Linked DNA regions of Homo sapiens: region 2 is linked to region 1. A link is a loop called in an ENCODE intact Hi-C map of the cell type or tissue named here. Cell type or tissue: mammary epithelial cell. All regions are shown on one strand. Links, peaks and the distances in the headings refer to the core of each region. The heading gives the core; the rest is flanking DNA.

What was found. Peaks named below come from ENCODE experiments on the same cell type or tissue, not always from the same donor. Only the 100,000 strongest peaks of a DNase experiment are listed, where the experiment ranks them.
Region 2: it touches region 1 in a loop (1.9-fold over the local background); 7 of 110 quality-filtered maps call a loop at or near these places.

Annotation. Positions count from the first base shown.
Region 1 is chr22:40,252,344-40,264,286 of GRCh38, reverse strand. It overlaps TNRC6B (trinucleotide repeat containing adaptor 6B), which reads right to left. Exons shown (of 23, transcript NM_001162501.2): 4 at 2,114-2,455. It overlaps LOC124905121 (a long non-coding RNA gene), which reads left to right. Exons shown (of 2, transcript XR_007068107.1): 2 at 3,919-5,245. Among named protein-coding and RNA genes, the nearest start is that of TNRC6B, 80 kb to the right of the region's middle. In mammary epithelial cell, for the core only: no CTCF peak of the experiment used is centred there; a DNase peak (open chromatin) is centred at 5,566; H3K27ac peaks cover 1,458 bases.
Region 2 is chr22:40,190,737-40,202,679 of GRCh38, reverse strand. The region is part of intron 1 of TNRC6B (trinucleotide repeat containing adaptor 6B); the gene reads right to left. Among named protein-coding and RNA genes, the nearest start is that of TNRC6B, 19 kb to the right of the region's middle. RefSeq lists enhancers at 6,331-6,863, 6,864-7,398. In mammary epithelial cell, for the core only: a CTCF peak has its summit at 8,822; a DNase peak (open chromatin) is centred at 5,869; H3K27ac peaks cover 573 bases.

The DNA of each region.
Region 1 (11,943 bases), core at 1,719-9,718:
TTAGTGCACAAGAATAAAGCTGAACTCCTTGGCCTCGAATGTCATCAAGATGTTCCATGACCTGGGACCAACCAACTTTTCTAGTCTTATCTTCTACTACCTCCTATGTAGATGTCAATATTCGATACTACTTGACATTCCACAACTTGTGCCTTCTCACTCTGGCACCATTTCACGTTGGCACCTACTGTGTTTTCCTGCTGAATTCACACAGTGAAATTTACTCATCCTTCTGGGCCCAATTCAAGTGTCATTTCATCTGCGAAGCTGTTTTCAAGCTCATCACCTGAAAATAATCTTTCCCTGTCTAGAGCCATTTTGCTCAGTGCTGTGGCACCATGTTCACAACTTTCCTTCCCCATGTTAGCGTCTTTTAGGCAGAGACCCTAACTTGCTAACGTTAGAATTCCACACAGCAGCCAGCACAATGCTGCGGAGTAAGCATCTGCTGAATGATGAATACCCACTGAGCCACTGAGCTAGGTGCCCAGGGTGGCAGGGGTGTCACATGAGTATGAATTAGGCAGAGTTCACAACCCCAAGGAACTTAATCTGTTAAATGAGTCTGGCTCACCATATATTTTGGTGGAATTTACCATATTTGGTGGGAAAAACATGTTTTTAATGAGATCATTTCTTCTAAATTTATTTTGGCTTCTTTAACCAGGCAGCTTTTAATCAATTTGAAGTTTCAAAAAGTATTATACGGAGGCATAGAAAAATAAAAAGCATAGAAACCGAAACTCGAGATTTAGGGGCCTCCTCCGTTTTAATAATGTGGACTCTGACTCACACTGGACCCCAGTCTCCACCTAGGCCTGGCTACACTCGGCTGCAGAAACTCCGCCTGACAGGGCCTGCCCCTTCACATGCTTCCTTTTGCAGCTGGTTTGGAGAGCCAGGAAGGAAAGGCCATGGGTAGGGCTTATCTCTGCAGGAAGTCTGTGTCACCACGAGGTTTCTTTCCATCCTTACTCTGCACACAGCAAGATGGTGACCAAATTTTCTAGGCAATTATTTGTTTAAACTCAGAACTCAAATAAAGCATCCTACTGGTGACAACCATCAATTCATTATCTTTGCCAATGCCTAATGGTATTCAAGCTCTGAATTTTAATATCACCCCAAAAGACATTTTAAGTTGAAATCTGTTAATAAACTTTAAAAGATATTTAGAATTTCTTAGCTGTTAGTTGACTTAGTATTCATCTATTAAAAACTCTCACAACTTTTTTTTTTTTTTTTTTAAGACGGAGTCTGGCTCTGTCACCCAGGCTGGAGTGCAATGGCGCGACCTCGGCTCACTGCAAGCTCCGCCTCCTGGGTTGACGCCATTCTCCTGCCTCAGCCTCCCGAGTAGCTGGGACTACAGGAGCCCGCCACCATGCCTGGCTAATTTTTTTATATTTTTAGTAGAGACAGGGTTTCACCATGTTAGCCAGGGTGGTCTCGATCTCCTGACCTGGTGATCCACCCGCCTCGGCCTCCCAAAGTGCTGGGATTACAGGCGTGAGCCACCGTGCCCGGCCAAAAACTCTCAAAACTTCTAGTAGAACCTTTCAGCTAAATATCCCTTATTTCTACATACAGTTTTTAACAAAGCTCAAAATCCAGGGCCCACAAAAAGAAATACTGAGTTTAAAAATCTAATTTAAAAACTATAGTATTATTTTAGAATCCTCCGAAGATTCTATATTGCAATGTAGCAAATCATTTTCTCTATCCTCCTAGCATTCTGGAAACATAACACAGGCATCTAAAGATTCGCCTTCGCACAAGCCCCATGTCCAATTATGCCCTGAACACATATGACGGTGGAACTATGGAGGCTCAAATTTGTAACACTCTAGTCTGAGAAGGAAAAAAGGCCCCCAAAATAATAAGCAACAGCAGTTAAGTTAGCCCTTATGCCAAGAGCACACACTTACGGAACACTAAACCTCAGTTCCAAGAATCACCAATACACATCGCATACTAGGATCCTCTCTCATCTTTTGACTAATCCCAGTGGTTTATATAATGAATGGCTTTCCTGGACTTTACATCAAGCAATGCAAACAAAGTGCTCTCTCTCTGTCAAGCTGCCATGCATTCGATTCACAGGGTGCCTTACCTGGCGCAGTCCCACTCTCACTCTGCAGCAGCGCTCCTGTCACTTGTGCGTTGTTTGGGTTTGCTCCAGGTGCTGTGCAGGGAGGAGGCCCTGCCCCACCCCCAAGGAGCATGCAGGACGGTGGAGGGGGCTGCCCACGTTTTAGTAACACTTTGTGGTCCTGCTGGCAACGGAATCGCGGCGGCACCTCCCGAGGCATGTAGCGGGCGGCGCTTGGCGGTTGTCCGTTCGGCACTGCCACCCTTTTGGCATTGTTGCCACCATTGACTGGTGGCGATGGAGAGCTGCCAATTGGGCTGGCGGCCGTTGGTTGGCTTAAACTTGGTTTCGTCACTTCGGGCACTAAAAGAGAGGGGTTGGGAAACAGTCTTTGAAATACATCAAATACATTTTTTCTAAAAATTTTAAAAATAATTTTATTATTTTATTTAGAGATGGGGTCTTGCCATGTTGCCCATGCTGGTCTTGAACTCGGGCTCAAGGGACTCTCCCACCTTGGCTTTCCAAAGTGCTAGAATTACAAGAGTGAGCCACTGTGCCTGGCCAAGATTATTATTTATTTATTTATTTATTTATTTTTGAGACGGAGTCTCACACTGTCACCCAGTGTGAGTGTCGCCCAGGCTGGAGTGCAGTGGTGCAATCTCCGCTCACTGCAACCTCCGCCTCCCAGGTTCAAGCAATTCTCCTGCCTCAGCCTCCCAAGTAGCTCGGATTACAGGCGCCCACCACCAAAACCAGCTAATTTTTTGTATTTTTAGTACAGACAGGTTTTCACTATGTTGACCAGGCTGGTCTTGAACTCCTGACCTCATGATCCGCCTGCCTTGGCCTCCCAAAGTGTTGAGATTACAGGCATGAGCCACTGCACCCAGCCTATTTTTTATTTTTTTGAGATGAGGTCTTGCTGTATAACTCGGGCTGGAGTGCAGTGATCTTGGCTTGCTGCAACTTCTACCTCCAGGGCTCAAGTGATCCTCCCACCTCAGCCTCTTGAGTAGCTGGGACTACAATGCATACACCACTATGCCCAACTAATTTTTTTTTCCTCCTCTAGAGACAGGGTTTTGCCATGTTGCCTACCTAGACTGGTCTCGAACTCCTGAACTCAAGCTATTTACCCACCTCGGCCTCCCAAAGTGCTGGGATTACAGGTGTGAGCCACCACACCCAGACCCTGGCTAAGATTATTTGTAAGAAAGCTTACATGGTACCAATTCTAACAAAGTAACTTCTCCTTTTACTCTACTCTCAAGGGAAACAGTTTTTCCAAATTCTCCACAATCTCTCCAGTTTGCTGAAGGTAGGATGAAGGTGGCGGCTGACAGTGACAAGAATTTAAACACAGCAAGGTCATGGAATACATTCCATTAATTAAGGCGGAGAGGGAAGCAATCAACATTCACTCCCCTAAATCAACAGTGGAATTAATTCCCTGAAGTGCTGCCTAGAAGAGTTAAATGTCCATGGCAAAGTCCTTGGGAAAGGTTTCAAGCCTCAGTCCAAGGGTCCCTTCCCTTCATCCACATTCTTAAAAGATCTACCCCTGAGTAAACTTTATTGAAGCCCCTGGCCTAGATGGGCTAAACATTCTTCCTAAGTGCTCCTGGAACACATCATCCATCTCTCTCTACCATGAAAATTCTCCATTCAAAAATCCATCTATCTCTACCACCGAAATTCTCCATCTACAAGTCCCATCTCTCTCTATCACAGAAATTCTCCATTTACAAGTCCTTCTCCCTCACCAGGCCATGACTTCCTGAGGGCAAGGACCCATCTTTCATCTTTTCTTTCTTCCTTAGGGCATGGCACAGAGTGGACTCTTACAAGAAACTCCAGGCCTAGAAAATCACAAACTCAGCTTGGTTCTGGTTTCTACAGCTACCTGGACTCAAAGACTTGCACCGCTCTCTGTGTAAATACTAGAAATGTTACAAATCTTTTTGCTTTTCTTTAAAAAAAAAAAAAAGTGTTTCTTCCCAATTCTTTAAAATAGAAATTTCAAAATGTAAATACTTTTTCTGTTTACTTTAAATCATTTGATTTTTTTAAACTTAATTTTAAAAATGGCCCGCACACAGCGTGGGAATGTCGGGGCAACCGTGAAACCGCACTCTGCCGGACCCTCTGGCTCTTCCCGTCGAACATACAGAGAAGGCTCTCTTAGATCTGTACCTCCCTCGCTGCATGCTGCCAGAAGATCACTACCCTCTCCATAAAAATCTACCTGGCAAATAGAGGCTGGAAGTCGTACAGAAATAATCATCAAGCCTGACAGTTCGGATGATTCTGAGGCCCAAATCCCTGCCTCCCAGGGTAACGTCAGGGCCAACTCTGGGGGTAGTACTGCTTTGACTGCTAAAATGATGCGGGGCCAGCATGTTGCTTGCTGAACTGGCTCCTTTATGAGAGAGATACATCATCAGAAATCAGGCGGCCCAATCTATGCCACTACTGGACATTAACATACTGTGGGTGACAGGAGAAAAGAGCAGGTGCCTGCAGCAATTTCCAGGTAACCCCATGTCTAACCTCAGCTAATCACAAGGCAGCACCAGGCCTCCCAGTAAGGGGAGGGGGAGTGGAGGTCAGAGGATCCAAAATCTGATGAGCAGAATAAATGTGTGACTTAAGAAAATAAAATTAGTCGGCCAGGCGCGATGGCTCACGCCTGTAATCCCAGCACTTTGGGAGGCCGAGGTGGGTAGATCACAGGGTCAGGAGATCGAGACCATCCTGGCCGACATTGTGAAACCTAGTCTCTACTAAAAATACAAAAATTAGCTGGGCGTGGTGGCATGCGCCTGTATTCCCAGCTACTCAGGAGGCTGAGGACGAGAATTGCTTGAACCTGGGAAGCGGGGGTTGCAGTGAGCCGAGATCGTGCCACTGCCCTCCAGCCTGGGCCACAGAGCAAGACTCTGTCTCAAAAAAAAAAGAAAAGAAAATTAGTCATTATCTAATATTCATGACCTATAACAACAGATGGATACATAACTGGTAAATGAATGAATGAAGATTATTTAATATTAATTTTCTATCTGTTACTGGAGGATTCTATAGCACAGGGCATTCGCAATCCCCTTTTATCTTATTATGAGAATAAACAAGAAGTTGGCAGAGACTGGAGAAATTCATCCCAACTGGTTTTTAGGACAGAAAGAGCTATGTTTCTGTAAGGCTGCCCTGCTATAAAGGTCAAGAATCTTCATTATAAGTTACCCAGGTCTACTACATACTTTTAACTCAATCCAGAAAAACAACAAGACATGACAGAGTGACCTGCAGGACTGAGGGCTGAACACCAGTTTGACTCACTTTAAAACATTCACAGCACTGTTTCAACTGAAGAAATTTGGTAGGTATCACGTATCATGTAAGATTCCTTGCAAAAGTTCCTCAGGGCACTTTCCCACCACATCAGAGACAGAATGGATTGTAAATGATAAAGTCATTATAAAATGGGAACACACCTCAACCACTTTCCTCCCAATACAGTGTGCTCTGGCCCAGGAGATTAGTCATTCAAACTCCAGGACATCATGTACAAATAGGTCAAAGTATAAAAAGAAAAAAACAAAACCTCCAGGAAACAGTCAGAAAACGCCCAAGACACCACCTTAGTCATAGCAAACTGTGTTTCAGCACCTGAATGAATTCTTACTCTATTTTTTAAATCACACCTTTCTGTGAATCCAAGAATGTTAAGCTTTTAAAGGCCAACCAGAATTGCCGGCACTAATTGGAGAGCAACACAGCTTTTCAGGCAGGATGTCTGATCCAAATTGACTCCCAAAGTCCAAACTTAAGACATCAGAATCAGTGTGCATCACCCATCATCATGGTCCAGAATGTTAGACGATAAAGGGCAAGAGAAGCTATCATTAAAAGTCTGAATATGTTACTTTTCAGGCTGTCTCTTTTCTGAATCTTAAGGATTTGTAAGTTGTGCAAGTTTTTCTAAAGATGAGCTGTTCAAAGTAAGTGCATAGTTTCTTATCTTCCAGAGGAAAGGTTTGTGGCTTAAACATGATCTCAGTACTATAGGGAAATAAAAACATTGTGGGGTAAAAAAAAAAAAAAAAAAAAAAAAAAAAAAGGCTGTGTATCCTATTTTCTGATTTCCATTCATTTACTTCTTTTTTTGTTTGTTTTTTGAGACTGAGTCTTGCTCTGTTGCCCAGGCTAGAGTGGAGTAGCAGGATCTCAGCTTCCTGCAACCTCCACCTTCCAGGTTCAAGTGATTCTCCTGCCTCAGCCTCCCGAGTAGCTGGCGTGCACCACCACGCCTCACTAATTTTTGTATGTTTAACAGAGACGGAGTTTCATCATCTTGGCCAGGCTAGTCTCGAACTCCTGACTTCAGGTGATCTGCCCGCCTCAGCCTCCCAAAGTGCTGGGATTATAGGCGTGAGCCACCGCACCTGGCCGTCCATTCATTTACTTTTTTTTTTGAGGCGGAGTTTCGCTCTTGTTGCCCAGGCTGGAGTACAGTGGCGTGATCTCGGCTCTCTGCAACCTCCGCCTCCCAGGATCAAGCGATTCTCCTGCCTCAGTCTCTCAAGTAGCTGGGATTACAGGTGTGCACCACCATACCCGGCTAATTTTGTATTTTTAGTAGAGACGGGGTTTCACCATGTTGGCCAGGCTGGCCTCGAACTACTGACCTCAGGTGATCCACCTGCCTCAGCCTCCCAAAGTGCTGGGATAAAAGGCATGAGCTACCGTGCCCGTCCTCCATTCATTTTCTTTTAAGAACCATTTACGTGCTCTAATAATTGAATCTCCTCCCCTTCCTCATCCCATTTTTCTTATTCCATTCTTGTATCTCACAGTTTAAACTTCCAATTGCCCCTATTTCTGAAAACTCCAATTAGATGCTACTTTTTCAGATAAAAGTGCTCTTTAAGAAACTTCCAAACCAGGCAGGGTTCTGAACACAGCAGCTGCACAGAACTAGTACAAACTATTATTTCCTTTAACTATCTCAATGGTATCAAACATAAAAAAGAATGACCTAGAAATGTTTTTAAAGTAGTAGTTAAAATACAAACAAGGCCTAGAAAAGATATTCTAGGCTGAACATTTTAAATCTGATGACATGCAGTGAGCGGTCAATGTGTACTGAACAATTTTCAGTAACCTCTCAGCACTGCCTCTATTTCTTTACCTTCCACTCCCTCCTCAACCCAACACACACTGGCTTTTGCCTTGAACATCTCCCTGGAAGTTTCTTTCCTCATAAGTCACTAGTGATCTTTGTTGCCAGTCTAACCAGCCCATCTTGGACCTTTCCTTCTTTGGTTTTTCTGCAGCTTCTGACACCACTCGTCATTCCCTCCCTCCCATTTCTGTGAGACGTGCTCCAGCTAGTGCTTCAGCTCTTCCTTTCCTCTTCCTGTGTGGGCTTCTCCTACTCTTGATCAGGGGGGATCAGCAAACTTTCTGTAAAGGGCCAGATAGTAAATATTTTAGGGTTTACTGGCCATATGGTCTTCATCACAACAACTCAACTCTGCACTTGTGGGGCCAAAGCACCATAGACAATGTGTAAACATATGAGTGTGGCTGTGCTCCCATAAAACTTTATTTACGGACAGTGAAATATGAATTTCCTGTCATTTTCACGTCTTGAAATATTGTCCCCATTTTTTCTCCAATAAATTAAAAAACGTAGAAAATATTCTTAGCTCATGGGCAGTACAAAAAAGTTGGCAGTGAGGCCAACTTTGTCCACGGCCATAATGGCAATCCTGGCTTTTGACTGGAGAATGGCAAATGAATTTGGCCATAAGTAGTGGCTTAAAAACAAAACAAAACAAAACAAAATCAATGTGACAATAGGGTCTGCACCCTTTCCACATTTCAGTTCCTTGAGTACAAACTCTTCCATGCTCTGGCTTTAACTACCACTTATCATCTTTCCCTTCCTCTCAAACTTGTTTCCTAGCCCCAATCTCATTTCTTCACCCTCAAAGAATGAACTTATCACCGAACCAGCTGCTCAAGTCAGAAACCTGCTTGGTATCTTAGACTTCTCAATGTTCCCCCACCCACATATCATTATCCAATCAATATTAAGTTAAACTAAAGCCTCTCTCAATTCCTGGCTAACACAGTGAAACCCCGTCTCTACTAAAAATACAAAAAATTAGCCAGGCGTGGTGGCATGTGCCTGTAGTCCCAACTACTCAGGAGGCTGAGGCAGGAGAATCGCTTGAACCTGGGAGGCGGAGGTTGCAGTGAGCCAAGATCATGCCATTGCACTCCAGCTGGGGCAACAGAGCAAGACTCTGTCTCAAAACAAACAAACAAACAAACAAACAAGCAAACAAACACCTGCATTAATAGACATACAGTATCCAGGAAGGGATTTACACTTCCTGCACCACACTGTGAAAAGGAACAGAGAGCAACCTCCATGGACCTTGTGTAGTTCGGGCCAGATTGGGCAAGGAATTTGTCAACTCAGGAAGGTTTAAACACCTGGCCTCCTAATCGGGTTCAAGTCCTCATTACCTCCTATTTGGACTATTTTCATGCCAATTTATTGGAGCCACATGTCTTGTAATACCTCACGTTCATTCACTCTCTTAGGGGCAGCCAGTTCCACCTCTGAACAAGTGGCTCCCCACCACTGTGTTAGAACACACAGTGTTTCTACAAGGTGTGAGGGGTGCTGTAAGTAGTTTATAAATTATTTAATGGAGGGGACCCCTCCAATATTAATAAATGAGAGTAGACTCAAGGTTACCCTGTACTCACTGTACTATGCCTTCTGAAATAGGCTCAAAACAAAGAGTGGTAGCCAACGTCCTGCGATGGCCCATAACCCCAGCTATGCTGATGGAGAAGGTGCTGCTCTCAGCTGTGTCCCAGTGGCAAAGGACAACACCTAAAAAATTTAACTTCTACTGAGCTAGAAGCTTTTCCCTGTTGGCTTTGACTCACCATTGGTGCTATCTGAAGAGTAAGTTTCACTGAACAAAATATCTGACAGATAATTACCAAGGAACTGTTAAGTGTCAGACACTAGAGCCCTTCAAATTTTTGAAGACAGTTACCTGAGGTTCCCCAAGCAGGAAGCCCTTCCCTGGGAGCTCAACGAACCCAGGTGTTTAAACCTTCCTGAGTTGACAAATTCCTTGCCCAATCTGGCCCGAACTCCACAAGGTCCATGGAGGTTGCTCTCTGTTCCTTTTCATAGTGTGGTGCAGGAAGTGTAAATCCCTTCCTGGATACTGTATGTCTATTAATGCAGGTTTGTTTGTTTTTGTTTTTTTTGAGACAGAGTCTCGCTCTGTTGTCCCAGCTGGAGTGCAATGGCATGATCTTGGCTCACTGCAACCTCTGCCTCCCAGGTTCAAGCGATTCTCCTGCCTCAGCCTCCTGAGTAGTTGGGACTACAGGCACATGCCACCACGCCTGGCTAATTTTTTGTATTTTTAGTAGAGACAGAGTTTCACTGTGTTAGCCAGGAAGGTCTCGATCTCCTGACCTTGTGATCTGCCCACCTCGGCCTCCCAAAGTGTTGGCATTACAGGCGTGAGCCACCGCGCTCGGCCTATTAATGCAGTTTAAGATCATCTTATGCTGATAAACTCTCATTAAAGCCAGCCATCACTCTAACATCTTTTTTTGTTTTGTTTTTGAGACAAGGTCTTGCTCCATTGCCCAGGCTGGAGTACAGTGGCATAATTATGGCTCACTGCAGCCTTGAACTCCTGGGCTCAAGCAACCCTCCTGTCTCAGCCTCCCAAGTAGCTGGGATTACACGCCTGTGCCACGGTGCCTGGCCCCTAACATCTTTTTAACAAGGCTCAATATCTATGTCCAACTTCCTCCATTACATAGTCTACGCAATTGGGCTTTTTAATCCTAAACTTAATCCTAAACTTCATCCCTGTTAAATCTGAACGATTACATCAATCCATCAAACTCTTTTAGTTCTACTCTAAAATCCAACGAAGGAGGATATTAGCTTCTACCTTAAGTGCTTTCTATTATTTGATACCTGGTAGCAAGCCAGCTCTAGCCTATGTCTTCACATAACCTCCACTTGAAATCTCTACCCTATTCCTCACAGAATTCTCACAGTTTTTTTTAATGGTGGAGAATACAGGAAGAATATATAATGAATACACTACTACTCTGAAATACAGAAAAATCTCACTTCAGTCCTCTACACAACCAGAGACTTGGCACCAACAGTCTTTTCTTTGTGCTTCTAGCAACTGTTGGGGAAAGATGGGTAGATTCAGAGTGAAGGGCAGATTGCCTGAGGAAGACACCATCTTTGGGGAAAGGAACACGTTCCCCAGACATGTCAGCTGAGGTAAGAGAAGAAGAAGGAGATTTACAGTACCAAGGTGGGCTTACTGGGAATAAAGATGAAGATGTGGCTGTAAACCTAGACCCAACAATAGAAAGGTCAGGCCCTCCCTCTGTTTACAGTCTTAACATACCCCAGGGACAACTGGTATTTTTACTTGCTGTCTAACAATTAAATCCCTTAGGAGACTGAAATGGCCTCTCACCTCCCTTTAGGATTATTTTATGTTATCTTTTGATTGGAGTGGTGGGAGGTAGGGAGAGTAGGGAGACTGTGAAACTGTATTTCATTATATAGTAGGTATGAGAAAGCCCCCAATTGGAAAAAAAAAAATTTGGTGGTGAGTAGAAAGGAAAGTTTGATTTTTAAGACTGGTAGAGGAAAGAAGAGTGTGTTTGAGAATAGGTCTGGTACCCCTCCCAAATTTTTTCTATAAGAAAAGATGCCTAGGCTGGGTGCAGCGGCTCACACCTGTAATCCCAGCACTTTGGGAGGCCGAGGCAGGCGGATCACGAGGTCAGGACACCAAGACCATCCTGGCTAACATGGTGAAACCCCGTCTCTACTAAAAATACAAAAAAAAAAAAAAATTAGCCGGGCATGGTGGCGGGTGCCTGTAGTCCCAGCTACTCAGGAGGCTGATGCAGGAGAATGGCGTGAACCCGGGAGGCGGAGCTTGCAGTGAGCCGAGATCGCCTGGGTGACAGAGCGAGACTCTGCCTCAAAAAAAAAAAAAGAAAAAAAGAAAAAAAAGAAAAGATGCCTAACAGATTTTCTGTTTCCCAACACCACTTACCATACAGAGGAGCTCAGTTCTACAGCACAACTAACACTTGGCTTTGCAAGCATCAGTCTTGTGGCCAGGCCTAGGAACCCAACCACCATGTTGCAGCAACCAGAGTCTAGACTATCCAGGAAAAAATGCCAGTTTTCTCATCTGCTGTCCCCATAAATCATCAAAAAGCCCTACAAATATAAATACTTAAGTGCCCAAATCCTTTTCTAGAAAGTATGTTGGTTTAGAAAGTATGGGCACTGTACCAGTATGCATAACACTATTTCTATGGTAAAGTATCATTTATATTTCAAGCAAGTAATTTACAAAGATCCTTCCAAAATAAAGCCTACTTCTGGGCTGAAACTGAGGAAATGTACAAGGGCAGATACTATTCTCTGTAACCAATTAATTATAACTAATAATTATGGTTTCTTTTACACATCACTACAAACTCCCGGACTACATTCTCCTTTGAAATGTCTTTTGGTTAGAAATTTATTATAGTAACGCCTAGTCATACGAGAATTTATTTTCCATAACTAAGTTTCCTAAGAAATTAGCACTGTCTTATTACTCTTTCATCATTGTGTGACAGGCTTTGGTCTGGTAGTCCAACAAAACAAAACAAAACAATGAAGAAACCAATCATTACAGGGCTTCCCATCAAGCCTTGACCTCCCTGTCACCCCTGTCCTCCTCCAAGTCATCACAGTCACA
Region 2 (11,943 bases), core at 1,215-9,214, 61 kb after region 1:
CACAGAGGAAATATTTTGGTCTTCGTGAAGCTATGAAGGTGTTGATCCAACACTGTGGGCTATGTATTTCAAAACTGAGAAACAAGTCATTCGTTATCTTAAGACAACACATAAATCGGATTTATCTTAAAGAAAAGGGTTGTCTCTTTCTGAAAGATGGACTCCTTTTTGCTTCACAGTTTTCAAGCACATCTCCTGTCCTACATGCGTTTATATATAGTTACAGCAGCAATGGTTTATTTACATTCCTCCACTGACTGCAGAAAACCACAATCTATTTGTAATTATAATACCCTAAAAATAAGTTATTTGATTCTTTCAAATGTGAAAAGTAACAAGTGGCAACATTCTTGTTAAAAACTCATATAGAAAGTTGGTCATTTGCAAAACAGGTCTGCCAAAGGCAAAAAAAAAAAAAACAAAAAAACAACAACAACACATACACATTTAGAGGTTTTAAAAGCCTATTCTGGTTTTTCAAGCAGGGTATACAGAAACAAAACATCAAATTAAATGACTTTAACTCAACTAGAAGTAGGAATTAATATTATTCCTTTCTCTGACATTCAAAGCTCATCAGGCAAAGTTCTCAAGACAGTATTTTCTTGGCTTACACTACTTGAGACAAAAGTATTTCCTAGTGATTAACATTACGTGACCCTTTCAAACCTGAGCAAAGCTCGCCTAACTATTCTAAAATGGTATTACAAATTGAGTATTCCTTATTGAAATGTCTGGGAACAGAAGTGTTTCAAACTTTTTCGGATTCTGAAATAGTTGCATGAAATTTACTGGTTGAGCATCCTGAATCTGAAAATCTGAAATCCGAAATACTCCAATGAGCACTCTCAGTATCGTGCTGGTGCTCAAAAAGTTTCAGATTTTGGAGCATTTTGGGTTGTAGAGCATTTTGGATTTTCAGATTCGGGATTCTCAACCTGTATTTGAAAATGGAGGCTGGGTGTGGTGGCTCACAACTCTAATCCCAGCTACTCAAGAGGCCGAGGTGGGAGGATCGCTTGAGTCCCACCAGCCTGGGCAACACAGCGAGACCCTGTCTCTTCAAAAAATAAAAAATTAGCCAGGTGTAGTAGAGTACGCCTGTAGTCCCAGCTACTCAGGAGGCTGAAGTGGGAAGATCACTTGAGTCCAGGAGGTCGAGGCTGCAGTGAGCCATGATCATGCCACTGCACTACAGCCTGGGTGACAGAGTGAGACCCTGTCTCAAAAAAAAAACAAAAAAGAAAAAGAAAAAGAAAATGCACCAAACACCACATAAAAACAACTTTAGTAGGCCAACCCTTGAGCAGAGAAAAATCTGAAAATAAGCCAGTATTTATCTCATACTGCTCAAGTTCCAGCCCTATATGGCACAGACTTTCAGAGACATGTTCCCTATTCTCCATCTAGTTTTTCACAGCACTCTAACAAAGCCACTAAAAGCAAAACTTCACAACAGAAAGGTAGCCAAATTTTTTTTAAAGATTCTAAAGTGTAAGTGTGCAAAAATGTATACAAGGCAATTTTTAGATTTATAAAAGTACGAATGATAACCTAAACGTCCCTCAGTGGGAGCTACCATTTACCAGGTGCTTGCCATGTGCCACCCACAAGTATAGCACCCTACGTGTATCACCACGTGTGATGCTCACAACAGCTCTGTTAAATGGGGATGAGACACATCTCCAGCCTGCAGATAAGGAGGCGGAGGCACAGTGAAGTTGAGTAAGATTTCAGCACAGTTGCTGGCAGGGCTGGGATACGAATATAGAGCTTGAGCTCCCACCACCATCACATTCCACTGCCTCTCATGAGAGGGAACTTAAAGAAATGATGGCTTCTCCAAATAACACAAGGCCATGCAGCTCTAGTGGCAGGGGTTTTGACTGATGACCATTGTAATTCCCAGGAATACAGTGTGCCTGTGCCTAGCATATCATAAATACTCAATATGACCTACAACATATATTACATATACATTCATACATACATAAATAAAATGCTTAAAAGGGGAGGCTAAAATAAGAAATAGGGAACATTTAATTTTATGTACTTCTCATGATTTAAATTTTAGGCAAGAATATTACTTTTTAGCCGGGCGCGGTGGCTCACGCCTGTAATCCCAGCACTTTGGGAGGCCGAGGCGGGCAGATCACCTGAGGTCAGGAGTTAGAGACCAGCCTGGCTAACATGATGACACCCCGTCTCTACTAAAAATACAAAAAATTAGCTGGGCGTGGGGGTGCACGCCTGTAATCCCAGCTACTCGGGAGGCTGAGGCAGGAGAAACGCTTGAACCCGGCAGGCAGAGGTTGTAGTGAGCCGAGATCATGCCACTGTACTTCAGCTTGAGCAACAAGAGTGAAGCTCTTGTCTCAAAAAAAAAAAAAAAAAAAAAAAAGAATATTACTTTTTAAATTATTTTAAAATTTTGAAACAATCTCAAACTTATGTAAATTTGCAAGAATAGTACCAAGAACTGTCTCTCCCCAGAACCATTGAGGGGAAGTTGTCAACTTGAGGCCCTGTCACCCTGAATACTTTAGTATGTGTTTTCCCAAAAAACAAAACCAAATCACTAGGCCAGGGACTGTGGCTCACACCTGTAAACCCAGCACTTTGAGAGGCCGAGTCGGGCGGATCACTTGAAGTCAGGAGTTCAAGACCAGCCTGGCCAACATGGTGAAACCCAATCTCTATTAAAAATACAAAAATTAGTCGGGTATGGTGGCACATGCCTTAATCCCAGCTAGTAGGGAGGATGAGGCATCATGAGAATCGTTTGAACCCAGAAGGCGGAGGTTGCAGTGAGCTGAGATCGTGCCACTGCAGCACTCCAGCCTGGGCGACAGAGCCAGACTCTGTCTCAAAAGAAAAACAACAACAACAAAAACCAAACCACAGTCCTACATAACCATAATACAACCATCAAAATCAGAACATTAACGCTGATACATTTCTATCATTAAATCCTCAAGCCCCATGTAAGCTTCGTCACCTGTCCCAGCAATAGCCTTTATAGTAAAAAGATCGAGGTCAGAATCACATATTGCATTTAGTTGACATGTCTCTTTAGTCTCCTTCGGTTTAGAATCATTCTTTGGTCTTGCTTTGACTTTCATGACCCTGAAATTTTTGAGGATTACAGGCCAGTTATTTTGTAGAATGTCACTCCAACCAGGTTTGCCTATCATTTCCTCATAATTAGATTGAGGTCATGTGCCTTGGCAGGAACACTGCAGAGGGAATGGTGTGTTCTCTTTGCATCCTAGCAGGTGGCATGATTTCAATTTGTTCCACTGCTGGGATTACCTGGTTAAGGTGGCATCTGCCAGGCCTCTCCATTGGAAAGTTGCTCTTTTTCTCCTTTGTAATCATTAAGTATTTTTGAAGAAGTACTTTGAAATTTAGAGAACCCATTCTTCAAATGCTGAATTTACTGATAAGTCCGTACATAGGTTTTCTTACAAAGTAGGTGAAGCTGTGTGAGAACTCTTAGTTTTCTTTTTTACTCAGCAGGTTCTAATCCATGACTATCACTTCTTAAATTTTGAAATAAACTCAGATTTGGCCAGTGGGAACCGCTTCAAACTGACTCTGGGTCCTTTTGGCATGTTTTCATCACTCTTTGAAGACTTCTTTGCTTTCTAACCCAAGATGTTCCAGGCTCATGTTAAACATTCCTGCTCCAATCCTATAATCAGCCATTTCTCCAAGCAGCTGGGGTTCCTTTTAGTGGAAAATGGGATATAGAAGCCAAGATCTAGAAACCTGATACACTCACTGCTATTGGAATACTGCTGTTCCCAGGCACCCTCCCCCTCTACTACCAACAGAACTAGGAAACAGATGTGCGTATGTATGTGCACACACATATGCATATAAATACACATGCATGCATGCCTTTTGCAAAGATTTTATTGCTATTTTTATCGGTCCTTATTAAAATCCAGGCATTCACACCAATACTTCTGATTCCGATCTAGCATCACAGGGTTAATTCTAGCTGTCTCCTTTCCAATATCTGTAATGTTCTTCAACAGTGAGAGCTGCTGGGGGCCATTATCCTGAACATACTTATTTCATCAATCCTCCTATATTCAACCAATCAATACAGGAAGGGCATCCCAGAAGCAATGGATGCCCTTCTCACCTCTCCTGGGCTCTGACACAGCACACCAGACCCTCCCTCCTCATCCTACTCAGGCTCTGATACCCCTGGCCAGGCCAACACCTTGCTGAGCCCACTTAATAGCCTCTAGGACTGAACTGTTCAGGAAGGAAAAGAGAGAGAAAAGAAGAATGCTTTTAAAATTAAAAAGAATTAATGTAAAAATGTATTTTTTAAAGAATATCTGTTAAGTTAGAACTTGTAATAATTCAGACGGCCAAACTAAAATTCAACTTTGCATCATCTATGAAGAACAGGTTTGCTAAGTAAATTAATAGTGTAAACAAGCTTGTAACCCAGATATTTAACCTACTTAAGAAAACTAATTGTTTTCAAGCACTTTAAAATCACTGGGCATGTACTTGCCTTTAATTATTGTCTAATTACAAATGACTTCTATTTTCTTCGTTATAGCTTTGATAAGCCTTCTGATTATGCTTTAAGAATTACAACTTAAACTCAATACAGTTTAGATCCTTTAAAAATGTCTTTATTAATCAATTGGTTTTTCAATTAATCACCTGAAGTAAACTTTTTAACCATTCAGTGATTTTTCTTTTTTAGTTAATCTGTCATGTTGCTTAAAAAGAAAAAATGGGCCAGGCATGGTGGCTCATGTTTGTAATCCCAGCGCTTTGGGAGGCTGAGGTGGGAGAATCACTTGAGCCCAGGAGTTCAAGACCAGCCTGAGCAGCACAGGGAGACCCTGTCTCTGTTAAAAGAAGTTTTTTTTAATTAGCCAGGCACGGTGGCTCATGCCTGTAGTCCCAATTACTTGCGTGGCTGAGACAGGAGGATCTCAGCTTGAGCCCAGAAGGTCGAGGCTGCACTGAACTATGAATCGCACCACTGCACTCCAACCTGGGCAACAGAACAAGACTTGTCTCAAAAAAAAAAAAAAAGAAAAAGAAAAACGCCTTTCGGCTGGGTGCGGTGGCTCATGCTTGTAATCTCAGCACTTTGGGAGGCCGAGGGGGGTAGATCATGAGGTCAGGAGTTTGAGAACAGCCTGGCCAACATAGTGAAACCCCGTCTCTACTAAAAATACAAAAAATCAGCCTGGGTGTGGTAGCAGGCACCTGTAATCCCAGCTACTTGGGAGGCTGAAAAGCAGGAGAATCGCTTGAACCCGGGAGGTGGAGGTTGCAGTGAGCTGAGATCAAGCCATGTGCTGCGCTCCAGCGAGGGGCAACAGTGTGAGACTCTGTCTCAAAAAAAAACAAGAAAAACACCTTTCAGCAGCCAGCCAGGGATGCTCCCAAAGACCTCCTATTCTGCACACGATCAGCACAGTCTCATTCTCCTGTTGTTTATCATGAATGCAGTGCTGAGGACACCATAAAGCCAGCAAGCTGTTCCCGTCATCTGCATCCATATTTTAAGACACTCCACTTTATAATACAGGGATTCAACCAATCAATTAGCAAATCACTCTGCACTGTGTTTAAGGCAGCTTGGGAAGAGAAGAAAATTTTGGTGGAGTTACAGCACCCAGTTCCTCCACCTCCTCATGTGTACATGGCTGCAGCCTGGTCACTGAGCTGTCAGCACTCCTTTTTTCTTATGAAGATAAAACCATCCTCCACATCAGGTTGTTGGGAGGACTAAATGAGGTAATGGAAGTGTGTGCAGCATAATAGGCACTTAATGAATCAGTTCATGTCCCTTCCCCCCGACCAGAGCCTTATGGAAAAACTCAGCATGACTCAGAGCAATGTTTTAAAATTTGGTTACACAGAACCTCAGAGAGAAGCTACTGCAGAGTACAGGTCATAACTGCGAGCCTGAACCACATCTGCCCTATCACTGCCCCGACCCAAACAAAGGGAAACCAGAAAAAAACATCAGCAAGAGTTCCAGAAAAAAACATCAGCAAGAGTTCCATAATCTAAAAATGAGCAACCAACTCATCCCTGCCTCAGGAGAATAGAAATATTCTAGGAGAAAGAAATGAACAAATAAGCTGTTTTTTCTACCCTGACTTCCAAATAAAGGTGCCAACAAGTCCTAGAGACTCCAACGAGGCCCAGTTTTAGGGTCCTGGACCACTGAGGCACTCATTTATTCAGTGGTGGGTTATCTGGTTTTTACCTCTAGATCTATTAAGTACCAGTAACTATTAGGATTTAACATGTGATAGAAGAAGATCACATTATTAAAAATCCATTAGAAAGCCCCACCTCTACAAAAAAATTAGCCAGGCATGGTGGTGGAGCCTGTAGCCCCAGCTACTCTGGTAGCTGAGATGGAAGGACTGCTTGAGCCCGGTAGGTTGAGGCTGAGATTGTGACATTGCACTCCAACAGACTGAGACCCTGTCTCAAAAAAAGAAAAAAATCCATTAGAGGTAAGCAATTTTTAAAATCAAAGGTGTTAACAATATGATGCACTATGGGCCAACCTAGCAGTGTATTAAAAAGAAAAAAAAAAAAGGCTGGACGCGGTGGCTCACACCTGTAATCCCAGGACTTTGGGAGGCTGAGGCAGACGGATCACGAGGTCAGGAGATTGAGACCATACTGGCTAACACGGTGAAACCCCGTCTACTAAAAATACAAACAAACAAAAAAAATTAGCTGGGCGTGGTGGCGGGCGCCTGTAGTCCCAGCTGCTGGGGAGGCTGAGGCAGGAGAATGGTGTGAACCTGGGAGGTGGAGCTTGCAGTGAGCTGATATTGCGCCACTGCACTCCAGCCTGGGCGACAGAGCGAGACTCCGTCTCAAAAAACAAAACAAAACAAAACAAAACAAAATAAAGCTGAGGATGGTGGCTCATGCCTATAATCCCAGCACCTTGGGAGGCAAAGGCAGGAGGATTGCCTGAGGTCAGCAGTTTGAGACCAGCCTGGGCAACATATCAAGGCCCCGTCTCTACAGAAAAATTTAGCCAGGTGTGGTGGTGTGCACCTGTAGTCCTAACTACTTGGGAGGCTAACCCAGGAGTATTGTTTGGCTCCAGTTTGAGGCTGTAGTGAGCTAAGATCGTGCCATTGCACTCCAGCCTGGGTGACAGAGCAAAGCCCTGTCTCTAATAAATTAAAAAAAAGAGAAGACGACAAAGGCAAAAAAGCTAGTCCCTAATAGTGAATCAAGCAGAGCTGGAAAGGTCCCAGCAGGTTAGACATTTCAAACACGTGGCCTCAAAAGAAAACACTGGGATCAGGAATTAATCTAAGAATTATCAGTAAATAATGCCAGATGATCTATTTGCTCTATATTTTCAATATCTGAAATATCTAAACTTCCTTGGCATGTAAGATGATGTGGTTTTGGTGTGTTGTTTCTTTTAAAACCATTATAATTTGTTTACATCCAAGAAAATATAGTGGCAATCCTTCCAAATTGCCTCAAGAGCAAAGCCAGACATTTAAAAAATGCAAACAAAAAAGGTACCATGAACATACATTGTTGTCTCTGCAAATAATTCTTCTTCACACAGAAGGATAAAGCTGTCTGCATGTGTCATTTGCAAAGCCTCTGCGCTTCCAAAAGGCCTCCAAGCAAAATTTAAAGGAGGGCTCCCAGCAAAATTTAAAGCAGGTCTCCCCTGGGTTTACAAAGGGCCTAGACCCTGAGTGATACATCACAGGACTCAGACGTCCTCCCCAAACCACTGCAGATGCACCAGTGTTCTGTAGCAGGAAACACCAGTTCGCCTCCTTTTAGGGACCACAGTGCCTAAAAGTCTCCCCCTCCCCTTCCCCAAGCTGGTGGAGGGACCAGCCACTCTGGCTTTTCTTCTCTATTGGTGGGGGGAGGACAAGTAAACACAGAAGCTGCTACAGCTCAGAGAATTCACAGGCTGATTGCATTTAAAGCCTTTCCCAATTGTGAGATGTTAGGCATCTTTGTTTCCTATTAAAGGACATTCAAGCATGTGCAAAGCAGGTGGGGAAAACTAAGAGTTCTGTATCAAGGACACTGCTACCTGAAATACAGATATTTCTTCTAAAAGGGAGGAGACAGTTCACAGCCCCCTTCCACACCACGCCAAATATTTCTTCTGGAAGGAAAGCTGGCCCAGCAACTTCAGGAAGCTACTGCAATGCTACCTGGCCTGGGAGAAGTATTTTGTCTGGTTTCTTCCTAGGGCAGAATACCATAATGCCCAAGCACAGAAGCTCAGCAGCCGAGGCCATCGGGGTCACTTCCTACCTGTGTAGCCTCGGGCAACACAGTCTCTCCGCACCAGCTCACAGGGTCTTCATGAAGATGAAATGAGTTAGCACAGGTAAAGCACACAGGAATGCTCTGCCCGGGGTTTACCCCAGGAAGTGCTATCTTAAGCCCTTCCAAGATGTAAATTCCCACCTCCTCCAACCCAGACTCCTTCTTCTTTTCCTTTTCTTCAGACCATTTGCCTGCCCCTGGTTCTTTTATTCTCAACCTAACACGCACTGTCATGCATATTCACCAGCATTCTCCAAAGACCTTGCCCCCTGGTTATCCCACACTACCTTTCTAAGCCTATCCTCACGCAACCTCAGACAAACCCCAACCCCAACTAACTGTGTTCTTCACCTTCCCTTGCTGGGGAAAAAAAACCCCTGCACAGCCACAGATCACTGCAATTACATATAACGCATCTCCTCTCTCAGTGAAGCTCTTAGGGCTGGCAGCCGGTTCTCTTTGCAGTCTTTCTTTTTTTTTTGGAGGGTGGGTGGCGCTGTTCCACATGTTTTATCTTACTTCAAGTTCTTTTTCCCACTCAGACTTCACCTCCTATTCCTACTTTACAGAAACAGTGAATGCTTCCCAGGAGAACTCCCTCAAACACCCTTCCCTCCATTTCCATATTTACTTTTCCTTCTCTGAGGCTAACCTGTCTTCTAGGCAGCAAATCTCTCCCCATGCCTCAGGTCTCTTCTCTGCGGGGAGATTTTTCTCCCCAGGACATCCTCTCTTCCAGGTACAAGTCAACTAACTTTATGAAGTGCCTACGGAGTGCCAGGCTGCAGTCCACAGATGATGGAGGTAGAGCTCATCCTCACGCCTTCAATGCTTACCTCTCTGCTAGCTCCTTCCTATTTGTGCTTCAGAAGGGAAGCCCAACCAGGGCAGCATTTTTCAATCTATTTTTGCTCACTGCTTTATCCCCAGAGACCAGCATAGCTCCTGGAGCATATGAGGCACTCCTAATTATTTGCTGAGTTGTTTCAAGTCATCTTTGATTCACTTATTCATTCAACAAATGGTCACTGAGCACCCTCTGTCAGAAGCTGTGCAAGTCCTGGGGTGACGCTGATGAACACTGTGAGTTCCTCCTGGAGAACTGCTCAATGTATTGCCAGGGAGAGACCCAAAAACCCTTGAGGAGACTTTGCCACGCGACAACAAGAAGCAGGATGAACAATGCGCTCGGCTGCTGGGACTCACTGCAGCCTGATGGATGCCAGTGCTCCTCAAGGCCAAATCTAACTGCCCTCATTCAGGGCTTCCCAAGCTGACCGCTGGGGCGCCGGCCCTAAAATCCTTCCTTTTCGGGTTTCTCTTGCACCATCCTTTTTCCTGTTCTCACCCTGCTCCTCTGAGCAACTCCTAAGGGAGCACTGTCACTCCCATGGCCTAAAGGACCACCTCTGCATGTAAGTAAATGGCTTCCAAGCTTCTGCCTTGAGCTCCAGACCCTTATTTCTGCCTGCCAAGTTATATTAAATGTCTGGCAAATCTAAACATGTCCAAAGCCAAACACATTGCCTTCTACCCCTGCTGTTCATCCCACCACATAGCCCAAACCCCTGCTCTACCCACTGACCGCCTACCCCAATTTGTGGCATCATCCCTTCCCCCAGCCTGGGGCTGATCTAGGATCCCTCCCTCTTTCTCACCATAGCTGATGGACTCATCCCACTTCGGAAGGAGCTCGAAAATCTGGTCTTTACTTTTTTTTTTTGAGGCAGAGTCTCGCTCAGTTGCCTATGCAGGAATGCAGTGGCTCGATCTCGGCTCACTGCAGCCTCCGTCTCCTGGATTCAAGCAATTCTCATGCCTCAGACTCCAAAGTAGCTGGGACTACAGGTGTGCACTACCATGCTTGGCTAATTTTTGTATTTTTAGTAGAGACGGGGTTTCACCACGTTGGCTAGGCTGTCTCCAACTCCCGACCTCAGGTGATCCACCCGCCTTAGCCTCCCAAAGTGCTGGGATTACAGGCATGAACCACCACACCCAGCCTGGTCTTTCCATCTTTATGGTCACTACCTTAATTTATGTTCTCCACTTGTCCCTCTTGCTTTGACTGCCTGTCCCTTCCACCGGATCCTTAACATGAAAATCAGTGGAGGCAAGTTTAGTTTTTAAAACTGCTTTCTACGGGATAAAATCCAAATTTCTGGGCCAGGCATAGTTGCTCACACCTATAATCACAGCTGGATCTTATCTCAGCACTTTGGGAGGGCAAGGTGGGAAAATCACTTGAGGTCAGGAGTTCGGGAGCAGGCTAGGCAAAAAAGCAAGATCCTATCTCTAAAAAATAAAAATAGGCTGGGCGCGGTGGCTCACGTCTGTAAGGCAGGTGGATCACTTGAGGTCAGGAGTTTGAGACCAGCCTGGCCAACATGGCGAAACCCCGTCTCTACTAAAAATACAAAAATTAGCTGGGCATGGTGGTGCATGCCTGTAATCCCAGCTACTGGGGAGGCTGAGGCAAAAGAATTGCTTGAACCCAGGAGGTGGAGGTTGCAGTGAGCTGAGATCGTGCCACTGCACTCCAGCCTGGGCAACAGAATGAGACTCTGTCTCTAAATAATTAAATAAATAAATAAGCTGGCCATGATGGCACACATTTGCAGTCTTAGCTACTCAGGAGGCTGAGGCAGGAGGATCACTTGAGCCCAGGAGTTCAAGGTCACAGTGAGCTATGATCACACTATTGCACTCCAGCCTGGATGACAGAGTGAGAACCTGTCTTGTTTAAAAAAATAAAAATAAAACAAATTTCTTAGAATACAAAACCAATCAAACTACAACTCCAAGCTACCCTTCTGCTCTCCTCCAAAGAGTTAACCCTTGTGCTCCACTAATATCTCACCATTTCCCACTCTCCCACTCACTCCCTAACTCTTTGTCCTTGTTTATTCTATTTCTTCTGCCTGAAACAGAGCAGGGAAGAGACCTGGGAAACATCCAATTCCAGTAATAACAATAATGAAAACAGTAGCTAACACTGACCCAAGCAACATGTTAAACACCTGAAACAAGTTCTCACTGAATCTTCACGATCACTCTTCAAGGTGGGTACTATTACTATCCCTTTACCAATGAGAAAACTGGGGCACACAAGATGGCACAGCTGCTCAACACTGGGCTGATCTGACCACACAGCTGTCCTGACTTCAGAACCTCAGTTCTAAACCACTCCACCACACCAAGCGACTCCCATCTGCCCATTAAGACCCAGCTCAGATGTTTCCTCCTTGGGGGAGACTTTCCCATTCCCTTCCTCTTCTCTATCCTCAAGGATTCCGAAGCGTCGTCTTTATTATGGGCAGCCTCATTGTGTGTCTGTCTGTTTGCATTACTGGTTGAGTTCCAAAGATAAAAACTAGGTCTTCTTACCTTCTTGTTTCCAGCACTATACAGTGCTCGACACATTAGATTTGTTCAATAAATACTGATGCAGTAAACACATCTTTCCAATCACACAGGACCTAGATTATACCAAGCTCCAATTCAAGTCTACCCAGCATGCCAATGCTTCCAAACACCCGACACAGCTAACCATAACCTCTCCTCTCCTCCCCTCTCTGCCCCAGCACTCTTCGAAAAGGAGAA